Regions from separate parts of the Homo sapiens genome. Here region 2 is linked to region 1. A link is a loop called in an ENCODE intact Hi-C map of the cell type or tissue named here. Cell type or tissue: endothelial cell of umbilical vein. All regions are shown on one strand. Links, peaks and the distances in the headings refer to the core of each region. The heading gives the core; the rest is flanking DNA.

What was found. Hi-C counts contacts between places; a loop is a spot of excess contacts. Peaks named below come from ENCODE experiments on the same cell type or tissue, not always from the same donor. Only the 100,000 strongest peaks of a DNase experiment are listed, where the experiment ranks them.
Region 2: it touches region 1 in a loop (2.6-fold over the local background); 3 of 110 quality-filtered maps call a loop at or near these places.

What each region holds. Positions count from the first base shown.
Region 1 is chr20:6,700,583-6,703,498 of GRCh38, reverse strand. No RefSeq gene overlaps it. Among named protein-coding and RNA genes, the nearest start is that of LINC01713, 34 kb to the left of the region's middle. In endothelial cell of umbilical vein, for the core only: no CTCF peak of the experiment used is centred there; DNase peaks (open chromatin) are centred at 148, 1,118 and 2,398; H3K27ac peaks cover 1,955 bases.
Region 2 is chr20:6,581,604-6,584,519 of GRCh38, reverse strand. No RefSeq gene overlaps it. Among named protein-coding and RNA genes, the nearest start is that of LINC01713, 150 kb to the left of the region's middle. In endothelial cell of umbilical vein, for the core only: CTCF peaks have their summits at 1,035 and 1,235 (motif pointing left); DNase peaks (open chromatin) are centred at 1,229 and 1,889; H3K27ac peaks cover 386 bases.

The DNA of each region.
Region 1 (2,916 bases), core at 106-2,605:
TTTTGAGGATACACTAAACAGAGCATGAGATGTATTTTTCACTCACTTCTACATATTTTCTAGTGTGTGATTGTTAAAGAGAAAACAATGGAAAGTCAGGAAGAGGATGCAGAAAGCAGGAAGAACTGGAGAAAAATTAAAAAGGGAGAGGAATCTAAAAACCAGGTATCTCACAAAACAGAAAAAGAATCCTTGACAACATAAAGTGGATTTGACCTCTCTTTTACGGAACTGAAAGCAACCAGATAAAGTCCAATCCCTTTGTTTGCAGCTGAGAAAACGGAGTGGGGTGGAGGGCCAGGGGGCTAAATTATTTCATTTCCTCAGGGTACAAATACTGTAACTGAAGGCAGACATTTTGGTCATTACGGTTGGAAATACTAAGCAGGTTAAAAAATCAAATGGAGCCCAGGTGCTGCTGATAGAGTCCTTCCAGTTGACAAGTGTTTTATCGTGTCCCTACTCAATACCAGATCCTGAGGATACAGGAGGGAATTCTTGATTTAATCAAAATAAATTCAAGAGTTTAGATATGCCCTTTTTATTCTAGGGGACTGAAAAAAAAGACTGAATTATTCTAAAAGTTGGTTCATATGTAGCATTCTCAGCCATGTTAGGCAAGTCTTCTAATTTTCCACAGGTTTGATAAATGCCTTTAGCTCATATATTATTGCCTAGGCTCAATCATTGATTGGCATTTGCTTTCCTGATCTGTGATTCATCTTTGTGGTATTTCCAATCAATTGCTGATATATTGGTCTCTTTGGCAATGTAGGCCAAGGTGTGAGTGCAGTTGCAGGTGGGCTTCTGTGCCCACTGACCCATCTCTCATCCACTCTCTAGTGTTTCTGCAATAAACATAGTTGACCCATATGCATTTTGGGCCTTTCATCAGCTGCTTTTTTTTTTTTAATCAACTTTGCTTTTTCAAAACACAAATACTCATTTGGTTTCAGAAATATCAAGGAAGCAGTAGGCTATTTTGTCAAATATTTTGTCAAATCAACCTTTCTAGAAAGTCTATGAGTGATTTGTGAGTTTTCTCATGGTTTGTAATAATGGACAAACAGGGAGCATATGTTTCCATTTGATCATATCCCTGTGGATGCTGAAAGTCCATATTTTCCTGTTGCTAAAACTTAATGGAAACAAAACTAAATAAAAAAAATCCCTCAAAAGGAAAGTAGCAACACTTCTCTTATGACTCATTTTCAATGTCAATAGAAAGATTTGTTTCCTCTGAAGGAGCACTTCAAAAAGGAAAAAACAACTAAAAATTCTAAAGCAAAATAAAAATCCCACTACATATTTTATTATTGTAAAGCCAAGAGAAAAAGTGTCTGTGGCCAAAATATTTTTTTTCATTCAGTTGTACATTCTCACTCTTTCCTCCTTTCAAAGCAAACAACTGGCCCATCTTCACCTTCCCATATAGGCAGGTGTAATAATACATTTGTGATAAAACAAAAATTGAATATTCACTGAAGTTTGTTAGGAATCAAGTCTGAGGTGAGGTTACCTTGCTCCAGACATTCAATGATAGGCATATCAACTTAATATCTGACTGTGTCAACTTCCCTGTGCAGTTTTTATCAGTTTTAAATAATATTGACAGCCACAACAACAAAAACAGCTAAGAGTAGTGAGAGATTGCTAAGTCTCAAGCACTATAGAAGCAGGCCAGATTTAGAGGTAAAACAATAAAGTTTGAATTCTTACGAAACAAACTCCTATGCCCAGCACTTTGGATTTGAATTGACTTTGCTTCTCAGAGCTCAGGAGAGAAAGATGGAAGGAGATGAGTTCAGGAAGTCATGATGACCAACTCTGAAGTCTACTGAAAAGGTCAGGCAAAAAGTAATACAGAAGAGGGGGACACTCCCTCTGGGTGTCACCCCTCACCATTGCACCCCAGTACAAGGCATGTGCCTGGCATTTAGTGTGTTCAGTAGGCATTTTCTGCATGGGAGGAAGGCCTGCATCCCAAAGGGATTTCTGGAACATTCACAACCTCTGCTCCTAATGGCACATGGCCCCCAGGACAAAAGAAAGAGAGAGAAGATACAGGCTAAATTGGAGAACTATTATGAGCACTTCTGCTTAATCTGATTCTGCTTGGGAATATTGAAGAGTTGGAAGCTGTTGAAGACCAAATTGGGCAGATGGGAGTGCCTGCCTCCCTCTGGGCTCAGGATTTCTATCCTCTAATGCCTGCGGTTTCAAGGCTGTCACAAAGCCTTGACAACTTCTCACTTTCAAACACTAAATGGGCACGATTAGCCTGTGATCTATGTAGGATTAAATGCTCAGCTTCCCTTTCCTGATTTCTTCCAGCTCACGAGACCCGCAGGCCAAAAATACACTCTCCCTGCTGCCCACAAGGCCGCAGAGCCCCGTCATAGTTCCTGCCCTCTGAGTGTCCTTCCCGTTTTCGACCCCTTTTGCTATCACAAGCTTCTTTCCTGTTGTGCAGTCTAATTTACCAGTTAGTACAGGCAAAATGTCCAGCAAAAAGCTGTGTCCCTGGGCTTTGTGCGTGCTCTGTCCCTATCCTTAAGTTTCCATCTCACATGTTAACTGGACTCCCTGACTTATTTTGCCCCTTCTGCGCCCTGTACCTTATTGCTCAACAGAAGACATAGCTTCAGGCTTCCCAAGATCATTACTGTGCTGGCCATGGACTAAAGTGTCCCTTAAATCAAGCTGTTTCCCACTTATCATCACACGCACACCTCATCTAACAAGACTATGACCATCCAGCATGTCATTTCCAGGTCCAACTTCCAGGCAGTGACCATTGATGGTAATTGCTCTTATAAGAGCATCTGTGCTAATGTGATATTTGTCTTTGAGGCAACTTTGCCTTAACTAGGTGGGAAAGCACACATTTTCAAAAGTTATTCAAGACCTAGTGTA
Region 2 (2,916 bases), core at 136-2,635, 120 kb after region 1:
CAGATTATGAAACTCCTTTATCTATGCTAACAAGTCTAAATTTGATCTTATAGGCAATTAAGAACCATAAAATGTTTTAAAGTTATTGTGTGACACCATCCGCCCCAATATATCCCACTCCCAAACACAAAAATTCCTCCATACTCTTATTATATTATTCTCCTCCCTGCAAAATTTTCCCGAGGAGTTCAAGAAAAAACTGATATTAGTGATCCCAGAATTCCTTGATTAACATAGGTCAAGGCACGGCACTTGAAGATTTGAAGTCACATTGGCAGGGGTTTTGCTCCTCTCTGTTGGAGGTCTTTACTTGCTACTTGCAGTCAGTGGGAAGGTGGGGGCCAGGAGGTGCAGGATTCTATCCCCTTTCAACCGGAGCAGTTTGCTTTGATTTGTTACACATATTGTTTTCCTAGATGAGATTTCTTCTGGAAAGACAAGAAACTGGACTGCGGAAATGGATGTTTTCACACCATCTTCAGTTAGTGGTAAGGTGAAGCCCCTACTAAAGATATGGCTTCTGGCTCTCAATGCACCATTAACCGGTGAGTGATGTGTCCCTTGTCAGGTGACTTGCAAGCTACATGTGGATTGATTTCCTTCATGATTCCACAGAATCCTAGAACAGGGGGTGTCTTCAGAGGCCCAGAGAAATTGAGAGTGTTGCCAAGATTAGTGAAATAACAGTGCCAGAGGAGACTCTGGTTCTCCAGGTAGCAAGCTCAGAGCTTGTTCCACTACCATCCGTCTCCACACCACATCCCCCACCTGCAGTGCTCCCGGCTGGTAGCTCCACGGTCTCTTGCCTGGACCACTGCCACAGCCTCCTAACTGGTCTTCCTGCTTCTAACCCTGAATATCCTCAACAACAGCAGCCATCCCATTATAACTCCTGGGATCAAGACCTGAGGTCAATGAAATCTGTACTAACTGCGTCACAGAGTAGAAAGATCAGATGAGTTGGGACAACACTTTGACATGTGGAAGACCGTTGTTTTTATCACTAACCCGAAAGTTAAATAAAATAAACCTGCTTGAAAACAGGAGGAGGCTACTTGGCATCGCCACGGTTTTCATGGGAGCCTTTCAACACTCATCAGTTCCTCCCTTAATTTCCTCTTCTGTGATCACCTCTAGTGCTAAAAGGACATAGGCTTTGCAGAAAGGGCAGCTGGCCCAGGCCTTCCAACAGGGCAAAGTAGCATCAGGAAACAAAACTGAATACTGCCATCTACTGGGAGAAAAAGGCACACTGTGGAGAAAGCTCATTAAACCAGGGAGGAAGAAAGTAACTGAAAGAGACAAAAGATACCATTTATAAGCAGAGCTCCTAATTAGGGGGGATCACTGGAAAGATGAAAGAAAATAAAGGTGCAGGGGCATGGTGGAAGCAGAAAACGTGATGTGTAAACTTAACTGGTACTTAAGGGGCACCGTTCCCACTCACTTCATTTTTCAAGGGAAAAACAGAAGCCCAAGAGATTTGAGCAAATTGCTTGCTGTCGCTACTAAGTAACACCAACACTAAACCTTTGGCTCAATTCGTGATGCATTGATTGATATTACACTTTCAAACAAGCAAGCACATAATCAAATGCAGAGACCATTGTATCTATATTTTTGGTTGCTTGGGAATCTATGCATCTACCTATCTATCTACCTACCTACCTACCTACCTACCTACCTACCTACCTACCTAGGAATGCATGTATTTACTTACATTCCAATTGGTTTCAGAAGTATTGACAGTGGCTGAATGAGAAGGTGGTGACCAACATCATTTATGAATGAGACGTATAGAGAGGAACTGGACAAATTTTGAGCATGAGTCATGAGAGGGAAAGATCGCCAGGATTGGAGGTGGAACAAGAGATTAAGACCTGTGCCTCACATTGATCCCTTATCAATAACATTCACTGGAGGAAGCTGTTTCCACCAGTTATTCTTTGTTCTTCAATGACTACTAGTGACTTGGACTAATGCCAGAGTAGCTACATTATTCCAAAAATGAAGAAAGCCAGGAAATCCCATTGAACCTTTCTTCAATATATATCCAGATTTGTATAATTTCCTTCCACCCACACTGGTACCTTGCTGGCCTGTGCCACCATCATCTCTTGCCTAGACTGCTGCAATAGCCTTATAACTGGTCTTTCTGCTTCTAGTCTTAGCTATTCTCACCAATGATAGCCACCGTCATTCTATGACAACTTCTGGTTTCAAGACTTTCCAAAGCCCCCTCTTCTATCTCACTCACTAATGAGTGAAAGTTCTGTAATTTAAGAGGTGCTGCTCCGTGCAATCTGGTTACTATCTCTTCCCCTTGTTCTTCCCATTGCTTGCTCAGTTCCAGGTACACTGACATCCCCCCTCTTCCTGTAGCCAGAAGAGCACCTACCACAGGGCCTTTGCACTGGCTGTTTCCCCTGTCTGGAAGGTTCCTCCAGATATCTACATAGGTAAATACCTCATCTCCTTCAAGTCTTTGTTCAAATGTCATTTTCTCATTAAGCCTACCACATTTAAAATTGCAAACTCGTAACTTCTCTTGTGCTTATAGATGTTAATAGCACTTATTTTAAATATGGTATATAATTACTTCTTCTCACAAAATGGAACAAAACCAGGAAAGCTGAGCTGAGTACCCTGAGGGAATAGCAGATGACCCCTCATTCTCAGAAGGCACAGCAGCTACTCTGTTTATGTCTCTTTGCTCCCAGGGTCTTCTCTTTTAAGATTCTGTCTACCGGTCACAGAATGCTCAGGTATGGGAAGGAAATGATTTTGAAAGCCATGTTTGGTTCTTGTAGAAGGCTTGGCAGAGAAGCTGTGTTTATTTTAGAGCATGATAGGTGTCATAAACAGATTTGATTTGATCCAACATAGATATCTTCAGTGGGAAGAAGGAAGACACTG